Regions from separate parts of the Mus musculus genome. Here region 2 is linked to region 1. The links are chromatin loops, found by intact Hi-C in ENCODE. Cell type or tissue: gastrocnemius. All regions are shown on one strand.

What was found. Peaks named below come from ENCODE experiments on the same cell type or tissue, not always from the same donor. Only the 100,000 strongest peaks of a DNase experiment are listed, where the experiment ranks them.
Region 2: it touches region 1 in a loop (7-fold over the local background); 22 of 42 quality-filtered maps call a loop at or near these places.

The regions. Positions count from the first base shown.
Region 1 is chr13:53,753,099-53,761,098 of GRCm38, forward strand. The region is part of intron 3 of Gm34439 (a long non-coding RNA gene); the gene reads right to left. Among named protein-coding and RNA genes, the nearest start is that of Gm34439, 31 kb to the right of the region's middle. In gastrocnemius, no CTCF peak of the experiment used is centred here; no DNase peak of the experiment used is centred here.
Region 2 is chr13:53,450,417-53,458,416 of GRCm38, forward strand. Gm2762 (predicted gene 2762) reads left to right here. Exons shown (of 8, transcript NR_037991.1): 7 at 2,102-2,213; 8 at 3,685-5,214. Among named protein-coding and RNA genes, the nearest start is that of Gm33763, 6.9 kb to the right of the region's middle. In gastrocnemius, no CTCF peak of the experiment used is centred here; a DNase peak (open chromatin) is centred at 4,843.

The DNA of each region.
Region 1 (8,000 bases):
GTTCTTCCTGGCTGCAGGTGGTTTTGGCTGAGGCGTCAAGTCTGTGGGGATGCTCTGAGAGGCTGGAGAGGAGGTGCTGCCACTGTGGGCAGCTCCTGAGGGACAGATCCTGTGGTGCTATTTCACGAAGGCTGTAGGATATAGGCTGTAGGCAGGGAAAGGAGATGCACCTCACTGGAGAGTTCCTGTGATGGCTGTAGGCTGAGGAGGTGTCCTGGTGCTGCTGTTTTGACAGGAGCCGCCATTTTGATAGCTCCTGCAGGGATATTTTACAGCGGCTGTAAGTGGGCAGGAGGGAGACGCTTTGATGGCTTTTGCAGCATCCAGTTTAGGGGTTACAGGAAATTCCCCTTCAAATTTAACCCACGCAGCTATGACTGAAACGCAGAGGTCCAGACCATCATGAATAACAAGCTGACAAGATTTCCTTCTGAGAGAGAATTAGGTCCACTCTGAGAAGGGAGCTTAGCTGGCCTGTCTGTTCCATGGATCCGCATCCCGGCATATGCAACAGCATTGCTAAACAGGGCGCTGGCCCAGTATGGTGAGAATATGAACTTACGCGGCTTGTACAAATAGGTAGTTCAGTCACACGTGTGAGTGAACGCCACACATGCCGGAAGTAGGCAGGGCTGAAGGCAAGACAGGACACCAGTGACCATCTCCACGCCCCAGGCCTGTGTGTTTCAATTTCCCTTTCTGAGGCCTCATCAGAGCCTGAAAAGGCCACAGACAGACAGTCCTTGTCCCTTGAACCAAACACACTGAGGAGCAGGCGAGAATTGTGACTAAGTGCCTGCAGCCTGTTTCTTTAACTCGGGAACATTAAGATGGGCAAAGAAGTAACCTGCCCAAAGTCGGGCATTTTGGAACCGAGTGCCAAGGCCTGGTCTATCTTGGTGACAAATCCCTTATACAGTCCATTGTGATGGGGGGCCTGCGGGTCATGGGTGCTTACCCAGTGGTGTGGTGGTGAGCTGCCTTCTGTCTACTCAAACCTGCAATAGAAAATTCTGTCCCAAGGCATCATGGAGGAAATTCTATTGTAAGAAACGTACGACATTTGAAAGTGATTGGAGCACAACAGGATTCCCTGTATACAGGTGTAGGGTTGAGTTCATCCTGAGTTTCCAGAGGGAACTTGGAGAGCAAGGGTGACGGGGAACAGAAAATGAATGGCTTAGGATGGCCAGCCTGGAACGCTCAGGGAGTGACAGACTCTCACTGGGCTCACAAGAGGATTTAGTGAAATCTGAGCTTCTTGCGTGCATATGTACATACGTACATACGTGTGTGTGTGTGTGTGTGTGTGTGTGTGTACATGCATGCCTGTGTGTCCGAAGGAACTTCTAAACTTCTGCACGTTGAGTCCTTCACCTACACTGGACCCTGCTCTTTGTTCTCTTGGCTTCGTGAGCAGCAGATTCATAATTTAATGTGTCTATGACTGTGGAGATGGAAACCTGAGCTTAAACCGAGCCACAGACCTATGTAGAAGGCAGGGCCAGGGAGACTGCTCCCAGACGGCACGTGGGGAGGGCTGTTTTGTTTGTTTTGTTTTAAACTGAAGTGTCTTCTCGGGGGTTTTCCTTGACTGCAATCCGTATCCCTGAGTAGCTTCCTCCCCCCCCCCCCCCGGCCCGGAGCATTTGCCTGGAGCTGCTCTGGATGTTCCATTTTCATGTCTAATTGCCTTTCTTCTCTGTCATTTTCCAAATTAAACAAGAAGTAAGCATATTTTAAGACTGTTTTTCCCCCCTTTTTGTCTAGTTAGTTGAAAGGCAAGAGCCTCAACTTCAGGGAGGCGCCGGGCTTGGGCAAGGACAGTCTCTGCCCTGGGCCCAGGAACACTGGGGAAAAATGGCAGAGTTTGGATTGTAGGGGGGGTCATAGAGACCATCCTGAGCTGGAGGCAGGGGACTTTAATATTCATCAGCAAATCCTCTGTGTGTGAAAAGTCAGGTCTAATCTTGTAAAAATCTCCCCGACAGGTCCTAATGGAAACTGACACCCAGGGGTTCTCTCAAGCTCCTACCTCTTCATTCCCAAACTGACCGGAGTGTAAAGAACGCTCGCTCGCACGTTTAATATCTCTAATGTGCGGCTGCCTTGTAGCCTCGGGAGAAGGACAGGTATTCATTTCCATAGATTACTTTTTAACCATTTTTTTTTCAGAGTGGGGGTGGGGGTGCTGAAAGAAAACAGAGACAGAGCAGATGCCTCCAGCCCTTTGATCAACTGCTCTGCAGACAACCAGGCTGCCCGCTAGCACCTCTTTAACTACAGCTTGCCAGGAAGAAAATGAGTAGCTTTAGCTCTGCAATTACAGTGCCTGCTGAAGGCCTGTCATCGCAGCCAGGGGGACCTGATCCCAGCAGCTCAGCTGCCCCAGAATTACAACTGCTGGGCACAAAGTTAAATACCCCCTGGGATGGGCAGCTTCGTCTAGGCCCAGAAGTTCCAGCCAGCCCTTCCCTGCCCCTCAGCCACTAGAAATATGAAAAACTGAAAGCAAGCATGCAGGCTCAGCCAGACGGGCAGAAGGGACTGGGAACAGGGAACAGTGGCCTTATCTTCTGCCTGGGAGTCAGGAATGCAACTGTGGCAAAAGTCTGATTTCTGGAAAGAGAAGTGGGGAGGAGATGTAGCTGCCAGGCGTCTGGGCACATCATCTGACTGTACCTATGCGGGACAGTCAGATAGAAAGCATTAACTATCTATTGGTTTGGGTCAGATGGGAAAAGGGACGGTAGCAATATGACTTCCTGAGGAAGTTTAGGTCGCTCACCTGATCCCCCAATATCTATATGAGATATATCATTCATATGCCTACTGTTTCAAGGCCTCAATCTCTGACTCCGCCCCATCCTTCTTTGCTTGTGTGCCGGGCACCTGTGCTATCCATAAACAACCCTGGTTCCTGCCATTCCATCTTTGTAATTACTGTTCTCTCCTCACTTGTTTCTCAGGTGACTCTCTCCTTTCAGGCATCCCCACTCCACCTCCCACCCCCTGAAGCTCCAGAGACACTCTGCCTTGGCCCTAGCATGCCATGGAGCCTATCTGGGTCTCTTCCCACAGAGGATTCACCCACTCACTGTGAGCTTCTAAGGTTTTGAGGTTTTGATCATGCTAGCCACCCAGGGCTGGACGCCGTGGCTGATACAGGCAGAACTTGGATAAAGCTTCAATTAGATAAACAAGACAAATAATAAATTTTCAGCAGAGAAAATAGAAGCTCACAGACATTCAGTGGATAGATATGCCAAAGGTGAAACTGAGGCTCAGGTCTGCCTGAGTACAAAACCAATCTGTCTGGAAGACTGCTACATGAAGATGCTATGTGAGAAGGTTCACTTCTCAACTAGAGACTGGGTTACCTGGACTGTTGGGACTGGGGCAGGGGAATGAACAGGATCAGAGGCAGAAATCTCCAGGGGCCTCCGCAAAACTTGGGCACTGAGCCTTCAGAGTCAAAGTGAATGGCAGACTCAGTGCTCACACTATCAGGTTCAAAAATAAAGACAGGATGTGCTCTAGTGACCCATGCTTCAGGGTCAGATAGGATGCCCATTGGCTTTAAGTAGCTAAGACTTTAGGCATCTATTCTCTCCCTCCCTCCCTCCCTCCCTCCCTCCCTCCCTCCCTCCCTCCCTCCCTCCCTCCCTCTCTTTCTCCCTCCCCCCCCCCCTCTCTCTCTCTCTCTCTCTCTCTCTCTCTCTCTCTCGGCTCATTTCTCAGCTGCACCCCGGGCACAAATTAAAGGTTTCTCAGGCTTATCCTAGGCCCATTTGATAGAACGGAGATTGATGTTCTGGCTGCATGGTAGCATAGGTCAGGCAGTGGCTCCTGCCCTCTGTAACCATGCTTCCCTGGAGCAGGTGTGTGATGAACCCTCCTATCCCAAGGCTGCCCTCCTCTTCTCTGGCAGCATCTGGCTTGAGTTCCACAGGCGACTCCCGAAGAATGTGCAGAGAGGAGCTGGTGACGAAGATCAATTGCAGACACGACAAGACATTGGTACTCTTTGGCTCCACGAGGCCGGCCTGGTTGAGGGGGGAACTCTTATGACTTTCCATGGCTTCAGCGATGACAGCTCCTAGTAAAGTCACAGATGGCTCCAGCCCGTCCCCCTGGGGTAAGGGCTTTCTATTCATGTGGTTTTTACTTCTTTTCCCTCTCTGCTCATCAGCAGAGATCCCTTTATTTTAAGAACAATGAGAGAGGACAGCTGGGAAACTGCTGCCTTTACTTGCTGAAATTCTTTTGACATCTGCTCATTGCTTCGTAATTACATCTCCGACTCTGTCTTCTCCCACAAATTAGGGTGATAGCTCCGTTCCAGTCCTTCACGGGCTCATTCATTTGTTGATTCACTTAAATAAGTGGTTACTTGTGCCCGAGGAGATGAGGAGGAAGTGACATTAGCTTCAACGTCAGGCGCTCATCCGCTGACCGGAGCAGGCCCAAGTATGCACCGCACACTTACTCTGTAGGCATCGGGCACTAGTCTGAGTGTGCATTGCACACCTATTGTGCACCAGACATTGGCTCACGTTCTGGATTTACCCCTGGAGCAACCTAGCCTGAGAGCTGATGCCAGGTTGGAGAATGCCAAGATTAAACAATAAGTAATCAGAAATCAGCAACACCACCAGTGAATAGGGCCAGGGAGAAAGGCACACAACACAGTGCCTTTGACCCAGAGGACAGAGGAAGCTTATCCCGGGAAGTATGGCTGGGCCTGGCGGATAAACAGTAGGAACAGGCAGTGTGCATCTGGTACTAAAGGCAGTTTTGTGAGAATGAGTTACTGAGCCGGGTACTGGTGGCTGGAGCGCAGGATCAAGGCCCTTGGTGAAAGGAAGCTGAGAAGCTGAGTTCAGGTCTGATCACGTGGGGTTTCATGGCCCACAGCAAGGGGTCAAACCTCAGCACTCTCATTCTGACTACAGTCTTTATTTCTGTTGTTCTTACTAATTTTGAAACGAAGAGACTGAGTCTCAGAGAGATTCATTTACTCAGCCAGCAAACATCCGCGAACACCTACTGTGTATTCAAGCAGAGGCTGCCTCTATGAGTGGGTGGGCTGGGCTCTTTGATGTAGAACTCTTCCTAAACGACAAAGGCAGGGCGAGGTCTTCTTGTTCCAAAGTCTTCACTTTGTTGATGTTAAGCATCCAGGACTCAGCCTGAGATAAGAGGTGCCCAGGGATCCTCTCTAATGCTTAGCGTCTAGCTGGAATGGCCTTTGCGGTTTGTTCATGGGACCCAGACAAGTGACCTGTCACTCCCCACTAAGAGATTCCTCCCACCCTTAAATTCCTAAAGAGGGGAGCTGTCAAATAAGGAGCAGGACTGTGGCCTTGGCCAGTTACTGTGACAGAAGAAAGTTCACTTCAGTGAAAGTGTTGTCACTGCTGGGGCAACTTCAGATCCATATTCTTGTCTCATTCCCATCTTTGTAGATTAAACATGGTCAAAGAGATGGCAGTAAGCTGTCTTGAACCTTTGCTCCTGCTCAACTGCTCTGTGCACAACCTAAGGTGAGACAGGAAAAGATGTACCACAGAACCCACTGGCTCATGAGAAACAGTCTATTGTCCACGTACTGTTTCTTTGTTGCTGTTTTAGAGTGTTTTTTTTTTTTTTTACCTTTTTTCTTTTTCCCAAAGGAGGTAGGAGGTTGGGTGAGACAAGGTCATACTTTGTAGCTCAGGCTGTTATGTTTTGTAATGCAGTGGCATGATGCGGAGCGACCCTTAGTAGGTCTATATTGAGGTGCCCCCCCCCTCAGGTACCAGCCATACGGTGAGTCTAGTATAAATGAAGTTTATTTGGGGCATGGGAAGCGGGTGTGGGAAAGAAAGGGGACAGAGAAAGAGAAAAAAACGAGAGGAGAAAGAAGGGAAGAGGTTGCCTAGGAACATGTAGAGAGGGGTGGGGGTGTGGGAAAGGACAAGGAGAAAGAAAGAGGGCAAATAGAGAGGCACAGGTGATGGGGGTGGGGTGGGGAGGAAGCCCAAACTTGTTTTATAGCAACCCAGTCTCTAACCTGGCTGTTGCTAGGTAACTGTTAGGTAGAGCCTAGAAGAAATACTAACACAGGCTCCACTTGAACAATATAGCCCAAAGTACTGGGGTCGCAGCCATGCACTATCACGTTTAGCTGAACCATTGCATTTTGAGGTACTCAGTTTTGGGGTGTTGCTATTCATCAGTAGCTGGAACTCTACTGAGCGTGCCCCAGTAGGAAGGTGTGGAGTGATCTGCATCAGCAGTTCTTTGAAGAGAACATAGGAACAAACAAGCATATGACGAAGTGTTCGAACGCGTCCATCATCACGGAGTGCCATCGAAACCACAGCGAGATGTCACTTCACTCCTCTTGGCTGGCTAGCACAGGTCCAGGTACTTCAGCGTCACTGTGACAGACTACCTGATGCAACCAAACCTCTAGAGAGGAGAGGTAAACCTGGGCTGCCATTCCAGAGGCTTCCATTCTCACATGAAGGCAGCATGGTGGAGCTCCTGCTGGCAGGAATGTGTGGCAGAGGAGGAACCAGCGGGGACTCTGAGAACCAGGAGTGAGCACAAACTCCAGAGACCCCCATCACACCAGTTGGGCCTCCTCTCTAGCGCATTCCACAGCCTTCAAAATACTGGCCCAAGCTAGCTGCTGAGTTTTCAAAAACTTGAGCTTGTGAGATGTTGCAGATTCAAACCTCAGCTGCCATTTTCAGAACAGACCATGGGGACTAGAGTAAGTGCTGGTGAGGGTATGAAGGGGTGGGGACAGAGAGAGCTCAGACACTGTGGAAAGTGACATGAACGGTCTTCAGATGCACAACACAGAGCTGTAGAAGGGCATAGGTGTCTTGCTTCTGGGCACAAGCCAAAGGAACAGAGCCAAGACGCTTTGGGTTATCTGTATCCCCTGATCACCACAGTACCATTCCTAAAGGGCAAGGTCTGACGGAGCCTAACTATCCACTGATGTATGAATGGATGAATTAAGGAAGAAGATGGGTACCTGTGATATAATATTGCCTGCATTTCCAGTTTGTTCCCTCTTTACTTCCTTTCGAAATTTAGGTGGTGAGTTCTCAGCATCCTGTCCCTGCCACCAGGCCTGATGCCCGCTAGCATGACTTCCACCACAATGGGCTCTCCTACCCCTCTGGAACCATAAGCCTGAGTAAACACTTTCTTCTCTAAGTTGCATGGTCATGGTGTTTTATCATAGTCACAGAAAAGCAGCCATACACTCCCAGCTTCTGCCTAGTGTCCCACAAGGTACCAGCTTGCACCACTCATAGACCACAACGTAGACGAAACATCATTCTCTTGCTCCGAGGTGAGTGGTGGACTCAGGACTGGTCAGAGGGAGATGGGTATTTCTCTGGACAGTAATTGGTTCATAGGTAAGCACATAACTTAACTGAGGCCGAAGGAGCTCATTCTCGGGACCCAAGGGGCTGCACCTGAAACCCAAGAGGAGGTGAGGCTGCAAGTGTTAAGTGTTATTATCCTCTTACCGCATAAAGAAAGACTCACAGAAAATGGAACCCGTATCAAAGAAAGCAGAGCTATGGCATGGAGAAGTAGTGTGGAGCCATCCTTTGAAGGCTGGATGTGGCTACATAGGAGAGTATGTCACTCCAGAGTGTATAGTTGGGAGTCTACTGGTGTCTCCCTGTCAGGGCCATGAAAACCAACCCCTCAGCTCTGTTGCCCTGGAGCAGAGGTGATTGGCAGCCCGGCAGGTTTACTCCAGTCAACCCCATTCTTGACTCTCCCCAGCTGGTGGCTTTGCTCTAGATTTGTCCAGTGGCCTGGCCCCAGAATGCATTGCTGCTCCAGTTCTCTATCCACGCCTCCCTCTTTCCATTTCTCTGAACATTCTGGAAGCCGGCCTCTTCTAGCTCCTCCTCTGCTATAGTTTCATGAGTTAATGGAACCTGGTGAGACCTTTGGGAAGTAGTCGGGATTAGCTGAAG
Region 2 (8,000 bases), 300 kb before region 1:
ATCCATGGTCTTTATTTTAGACTCCAGAAAGAGCAAATGAAATGATCTTTTTGAATATAACTTGAGGATCTACTTTAGAATTTTCACCAAGTTCAACATTAAAATTATTTCTGTTCATGGTTTATCTTTTTTTGAAACAGGTTCTTGCTTTATTGTCCAGCATGACTGGAGCTCAAAAATCTTTCCACATCAGCCTCAAATTGCTAAATAACAGATGTGTTCCACCACACCCTGACTATTTGATAATTTAAAAGAATATACTAAAAAATAATAAAAGTTGGTGTTTGCTTGATGTGTGCCATCTGCTTTGTATGTGTTTATAATGAAGGTTGGTGCTGACTGAATGTTTGGTGTGTGCCGTATCCTCTGTGTATATTCCACAAATGTTCACAACGGCCCTGCCGTTGCTAGGTAAGGAAGTGGAGACAGTTAGCCAGTGCCACTCAGCATGTTATGACATCACGAGGTGTCACCACCACTGCCATCAGCTACCAATGTAATACACTAGGGAAGAGGGAGCTGGAGCCCCTGGAACTGGAGTGATCAAGATTCAGTGATCAAGAAACTTGTTCAGAAGGAAATCATGAAAAGATTAAGAAAATAAAATCCTCAAAACCAGAATACAACCAACAGGAGACGCTGGAGATGCTGGAGATGCTGGAGATGCTGGAGATGCTGGAGATGCTGGAGATGGTTTCTGAGAGAATAAGAGATGTGGGAATGAATCCGACCTGAATTGTGTGAATGGAAGTCTTCCTTGGATTTGAACTCTTCTTAATCATTCCACTTCACTCTCTATCTTCTCTTCAGCACCTTCAAACTCAATTTCATGTTTTTAAAGAGTGAGGGCAAGAACTGCCAGAGGCCAGTGAGAAGAGCCCCCAGAAAGCTGGTGTTTACTCAGGACAACTTTAGACACAAAAGAAGTCACATTTATCGTAAGGATCCAGAACAGACCCTGACACCCAGTGAGTGGCCTGAGACTCCTGCAGTGGTCATTGTCTTGTTCAGAAAGGAGACAAAATACCACAGCAGTGCCCAGGGTCTGGGTGTCAAGGGGGTTGGCTCTGTTCCAGAATTTGGAGAACACCATGTCACTGATGCGGTGGAGAACTTTGAAAACTGAATATTAAACCTATAGCTTTGTCTATGGAGAACCTTTGACTTTGTTCTGATTTCTGAATTCTTCTATTGCAGAAATAAGTTTAGGCACTGACTGCTAAGAATGATGACCGGACTTCCGTCCCCAGAACTCACACAACGGAAGGGGAGGCACTGATCTTTTTAGCATATTAAAGATGACCATGGGGCTGGAGAGTCAGCAGTTAAGAGCACTGACTGCTCTTCCAGAGGTCCTGAGTTCAACTCCCAGCAAACACATGGTGGCTCATAACCATCTGTAATGGGATCCGATGCCCTCTCCTGGTGTGTCTGAACACAGCTATAGTATACTCAGATATATTAAATAAATAAATAAATAAATCTAGAAGAAGGAGGAGGAGGAGGAGGAGGAGGAGGAGGAGAAGGAGAAGAAGAAGAAGAAGAAGAAGAAGAAGAAGAAGAAGAAGAAGAAGAAGAAGAAGAAGAAGAAGAAGAAGAGGAAGAAGAAGAAGAAGAAGAAGAAGAAGAAGAAGAAGAAGAAGAAGAAGAAGAAGAAGAAGAAGAAGAAGAAGAAGAAAGAAGGTGGCCATGAGAGAAATTGCAGAGCCCTAGGATGGGGGAGGACCAGCAGCCCCATGAATGACCCTAAGAAACAAGCCTTGCTCAGTGGAGCCTGTGTAGGGACAGTGGCCAATGTTGCAGCTGGCTGTGACCCTCTCTCTTTAGTCTCAAAGACCTGAGGTGGACTTGGAGGTTGTCTGGTAGAAGTTGTGATGCTCTTCTCAGGAAACACAGCACATGTACTCTGTGACTCTCACCTTCGCCCTCTCTGGTAACACAGGTAGACTGGGTATGAGCATCAGCCAATATCCCCACCTTTCACCCACAAGTGACTTTTAATAGCATTAACACACGTTATGTTCTTCCCCCCTAAACTATGGCTATTTTAATTTTAAAAGATTGCCCCAATATTCATAATGATCCTCTGCTGTGCTTGCAGACAGGAGCCTCGCATAACTGTTTTCTGAGAGGCTTCATCCAGCAGTGGATGAAACGGATGCAGAGAGACCCACAGCCAAACATCAGGCGGACGGAGCTCGGGCATCAGAGCGGTGGGTAGAAGTGAGCAAGCCAGAGGGGTCAAGGAAACCGGGAAGACCTGCGGAGTCAACCGACTTGGGCCTGTGGGGGTGCACAGAGACTGAGACACTAACCTAGGCTCCCTACACATTTGTAGCAGATGTGCAGCTTGATCTTCATGTGGGTCCCCTAACATTTGGAGCAGGGACTGTCTCTGACTCTGTTTGCCTGCCATTGGATCCCCTTCCCCTAGCTGGACAGTCTGGTCAAGCCTCAGTGGGAGAGGATGCACGTAGGCTTACTACAACTGGATGTCCTAGGGTGGGGAAGGGGGCTTCCCCTTCTCTGAGGTAAGTGGGGAGGAGGGGCTTATGAGGATGGGACTGGGAGGAGAGGAGGGTGGGGCTACGATCAGGATGTAAAGTGAATAAGTTAATTAATTAATGAAAAAAAATGCTGTGTCCTGAGTGACCACAGCATTGCTACTCCCTAGGCAAACACTGCACTGTGCATGACTTTCCGTGGGCACTGGGGTCACTTCCTCCCCAAGCCACTCAAATGGTTTTCTCACCCTCAAAGCGGTGGGCAGATGTAACACTTTTCCTGTATCCGCCCTTCATTAGTTAAAGTTGGGGCTTTCGTCCTTCCTCACTGCTTCTCCCTCTTCTCCCTCTCTCTTGCCCTATGGCATCCTAATGTGAGACTCACTTCTCCTGCGAGCCGAGTCCCGTCCCCCCAGGAAACTCCCAAGGCCCAGTCTTCTGGGGTGAGCGGCTGGCTCCTTTGCTCTTTTGGAAGCTTAGGGTTGAGGGTTGTTGGTTTTTTTTTTTTTTTTTTTTGTGAGCTCTGTCAGGGAGGTGTGGCATCGGGGTGGAGAGTCTGGGCTGATGCACCATCTCAGATCATCTCCATCACAGTACCAGCCTAGAAACCATGCACAGTGGCAAGGAGCCTCCAGGCTAAGGCCCTGTGCACGGTGCCTCCTTCACTGGTCGGTTTCCTCATTCTGGGGAATGTGTTTCCTGCATGGATGGGCTTCATTTTCAGATGAAAAGAGGACAAACCATTGTATATCTTCTTCCCAGTTTCCTAGTGACTTGTAGTTCTTTTTTTTTTTTTTCCACCCAAATCTGTCCGACATATTGCTGGAAAGTTGGATGCTTCCTCCTCCTCCTCCTCCTCCTCCTCCTCCTCCTCCTCCTCCTCCTCCTCTTCTTCTTCTTCTTTTCTTCTTCTTCTTCTTCTTCTTCTTCTTCTTCTTCTTCTTCTTCTTCTTCTTCTTCTTCTTCTTCTTCTTCTTCTTCTTTTTCTTCTTCTTTTTTTTTGTCCCTAAAAGTGTGAGACATTTATAGGCAGCTGAGAGAAAAGGAATTTTGACCTAATTTTGCTGGTAAGGAAATTTCCAAACCATGAGTGACAGTTCCTAGGGTGGCATGGGTTTACTTGGCAGGATCTGCTGTCACATCTCAGTGGCTTTGATCTTCATTATTTGGTGTCTTCCAGTGGATGCTCCAACACTGCACAGGAAGCTAAAAAAGAAAGGTCAGTCCCTGGCACTTACAAGCATGGTGTTTTCTAGTTGTTCTCAAGCAGAAGAGATGGAGGACCAGAAAGAATAGAACAGTGCCCGTTTCATGGGGACCGAACACACTGAGAGAACCTTACCACAGTTAAGTCTCTCTGCCCACAAGGGACCTATGGGATCCACCATCACACCGGGAGATCAAGGCACAGCAAAGACACATATCTGGGACTCACAACTCAGATCCTTCTATTCCTTGTAACTGCTCCATTAAAGGCACAGAAAAGAAAACGGTGCCATTTTACTGATGGATTCAGTGCAACAGATGGACCATCCACCTGACCAAACTGCAGAATCGAAGTATCCATGCACGGAGATATCATCTTCACAGAAAATTAAAAATCCCACATTTAAATCTCCATATAGTCACAGACTCTATTATATGACTGCAAGCAGTTCCTTCCTGTCTGAGCCTCAGTTTCTCTATTACAATGGAGAGAGTTAAACTAAACAGATTTTCCCCAAAGGATGCCACATGCTTTTCGGTCCTCCCATTCAGAGCTGACATTCTATGATCCTTCCCCCACCCCCACCCCCACCCCCAAACAGTTGGAGTCTTATTTTTAACTACACATAGATGTCTCTTACAAATTATCCAGGGTCATGGATTAGCTGAAAATACAAAAGCTTAATTTCCTCTGCTTGGCTACTGTTATAAATGATGATCAAAAGAGTCAAAGAACAAACAGAGCTGGCTGCAGAGAGAACGCTGGGATGGGGGCGGGGGTGGTGGTGGCAATCTTACCCAGGACCCCTTGCGGTCGGAACTCTGGGGTCTGTAATTCACTGCTGCTTTGGGCAGGCTGAAATGAATCATAACATTTTGAGCCCTCAATGGAAGAGAGAAGAAAAGGGAACAAGAGGCCAGCGAGAGTGAGCGCCCAGTGTTTCCCCAGTTAAATACATGTTTTCATCGAAGCGTTGATGGGTTCAGAGGAATGAATGGCCACGATTTAGTTATCTTTTGGATGGATGATTTTAAATGCTTGTTGGAAGGGTCTTTGATGAGACAGCCTCTTCAAGCCACACCACAGCACAGACTGGAAGTCTTCGGGACCGGGGGGCTCTCGCTGTCTTTCAGAGCCGGGAAGGCTTTGCGCTCTGAGATTCCTGACGCTGGCGTTTCTGTTTCTATGATCCCCACTGGCACACGGCTCACTTCCACCCTTTCAGACTCTCATCAGACAGCATGTCATAAGATGGGGACGGAGGGGGAGAGAGGGAGAGACTGTAGAATCTTAACTCATGCCGTGCTTATTTGGGGCTGGCTATGGTTTGAATGTCTGTGTCTTCTCCTCTGGAGAGATTCCTGTTGAAACTTAATCCCCATTACAACAGGATTAGAAGGTGGAGCCTTTTGACAGTGATTAGGCCTCAGGGCTCTGCTGTCACGGATGAGATTAGCACCTTCTCCACCAAGGATGGGATTAGCACCTTAATAAAGGGGCCTGAAAGAAGGAGTGCAGCCCTTTCGCCTTCCCCTCCCTTCTGCCATCCGAGGACACGCACTCCAGCTATGGATATGACAACAAGGAGACTCTTGGAGGCAGAGAGCAGCCCCTCTCCCAAAACACACTAGTGCCTCGAACCTACATCCCCAGAAATGTAAGGAACAAATTTCTATTTTTAAAAACATATCATTATAGTTTGTTCTGTCCGTGCAACATGTACCCAGTTCTGTGGTAGACTGAGGAAGGGTGACAGATCTGTTCACCTATACTAGAGAAACTGCTAGAACTTCTACTTTCCCCAGCTAGCTTTTGCAAAATGAGGTGGCTGGTGGTGTTGCCCAGTTGTGGTCCTGTACCCTGACATTTTTTCAGCTTGTCTCCCATCTAGGCACCAGGGAAACTAACAAATTTTAGTTGTTGGTCTTCAGCGAAGTCCCGTCTTGCAATCATGCTCCATCAGGCCCTGGTCCTGCCCATTTGAGAGAGTCGTACATCTATCCCAAAGATGAGTCCTAACAGGCACAAAACACACTATACAGTGAGGGCTTTCTCTCCAAGTCAAGCACTGTGAAACATCTGCTGCCTCTTGTCTTCCTGTAGTCTCACAGCAACCCCCAGAGCTAAGCGCTGTTGTGTGGACATTGCATATGGGCCTCTCAGGGCCCATTGTCAACAGAGAATCAGTCCCCAAGTGGGCGGTGTCCACTTGTGATTCCACGAGAGGCTGCCACCTCACCAGGAGACATAGACCAGAGTTAGCGGCTTTACTGAATATTCCTGTTGGCTCTAGTACTTCGTGAGCACCGTTAAACTTAGTGCACTATAGTATTCAATGAAGAAAGTTAGCCATTCAGATTTTCCAGCATGCGGGGTGCTAGAAGTATGCTTAAAACATTAAAACTCGGATTTGTGGGGCTACTGATTTATTGTCCCCGCATCTCAAAGAGGAACATGCCAGGGATTGGAAAATACTGAGAAACTTGGAGTGTTTTTTTTTTTCCTACCAAACTATAGTGCTAAGCTGTAACATTACATGAATAACGTATCATTACAGACACACACAGCCACGCATGTACATGCGCGTGCTTGAACACCAGTTCACTCATACCATGTGGAATGATAACAGCACTTGGGGGGTGTATTTAGAACACAATGTAAGCTAGTACCTGGTAAATGATATCCATGATGCTTAACCTGGAGAAAGTCCTCCTTGGATAGTGAGTTTTAAATCTCATGCTGATGACCCTAGGACATAACTTTGAACATGGAATAGACTTTAATGTCTCTACCTATGCAATGAAAGATCAAGAAACCATAAGAAGGAAGGAAAGTCAGACACGGCATATCACACAAATGAACTTTGAGTACATTGTGTTAATTAAAATAAGCCAGACACTGAAGGTTAAATGTCGCAGGACTCTGCTTGTGGGAAGTACCTAGAATAATCAAACTCACAGAGACAGCCGAGCAATGGTCTTCGGGGCCTACAGGGAAGTAGGCCCCGTTGTTGACAGGGAGTTTGAAAGATAAAAAACCTGGGAGCTGGAGATATGGCTCAGAAGTAGAGCATCCGCATGGTTGGATAGGCATGCATGAGGCCCTGGCACCCAACAAAGAAATAAGTTAGCTCTAGAGCCAATAGCAATGAAGGCTGTACAACCTGGTGAATATACCTCACGTCACTGAGCTGTACATTTTAAAGGAGGTAGAAATGATGAGTTTTCTGACAACTGAAAGAAAAGAAGGGGGGGGGGCTGGTGAGATGGCTCAGCGGTTAAGAGCACCGACTGCTCTTCCAAAGGTCCCAAGTTCAAATCCCAGCAACCACATGGTGGCTCGTAACCATCTGTAATGAAATCTGATGCCCTCTTCTGGAGTGTCTGAAGACAGCTACAGTGTACTCACATATAATAAATAAAATAAATCTTTAAAAAAAAAAAAGGAAGAGGGGGAGGGAAGGAGGGAGGGAGAGAGAAAGAGAGGGGAAGGCTCATAAGGAAAGAGACTGGGATCAAAAAGGAAAGCTAGTGATAACCACCACATTTCTCTAGCACTCCCCTACGTTTGAATGTGGTAGTGGTAGAACTGAGATTTCGTGTCTAGTCATCCTGTGTATTCTGGAGAGTATGTGCATCTCACATCAAAGTATGGTGTGTGTGAGGTCACAGTGGCACAACTAGTAGCTACTTACCACTGTCTACTGAACTAACTGCAAATGAGTGAATGAATATTCTATCAACCCGTACACTACCTCTCTACCAGCCATGGTGTGCTAGCTCCAAATTCCTCTTTAAAGTAAACCTGATATTATTATTATTATTGATTATTATTTTGAGACTTGTTATATAGCCTTGGCTGGCCTGGAACTCACCAAACTCACAGCAATTCTGTTGTCTCCGCTTCCCAAACACCGAAATGTCAATCTTGTTCCAAAGCATGCTGAGTTTTCTGTTTGCACCTTGACATCTCCACTCTTGTGAGCAGCTCAGGCCCCCTCCCCTCTCTGCGGTCCCAGTCTTGCAGGCAAGCTACCCAGCTGGCAGAAATAACACAAATGACTTTGCAAAGTATGAAGGGACACCTGAGTGGCACTTCTTACAATCAGGCCTGAGATGACTCTTGGATAAAGCTTTGCAGGAGCAGTCCCCATGCCATAGATTTACAATACATGGAGTTACCTGAGTTCTGAAACCGGTGTAAGTACCCAAATAAATGAGCGAGCACAGTCAAAACGGAGCCTCAGCCTTACAGAGTGCTCTTTGTCCACTTATTTTACGGGAGTTACT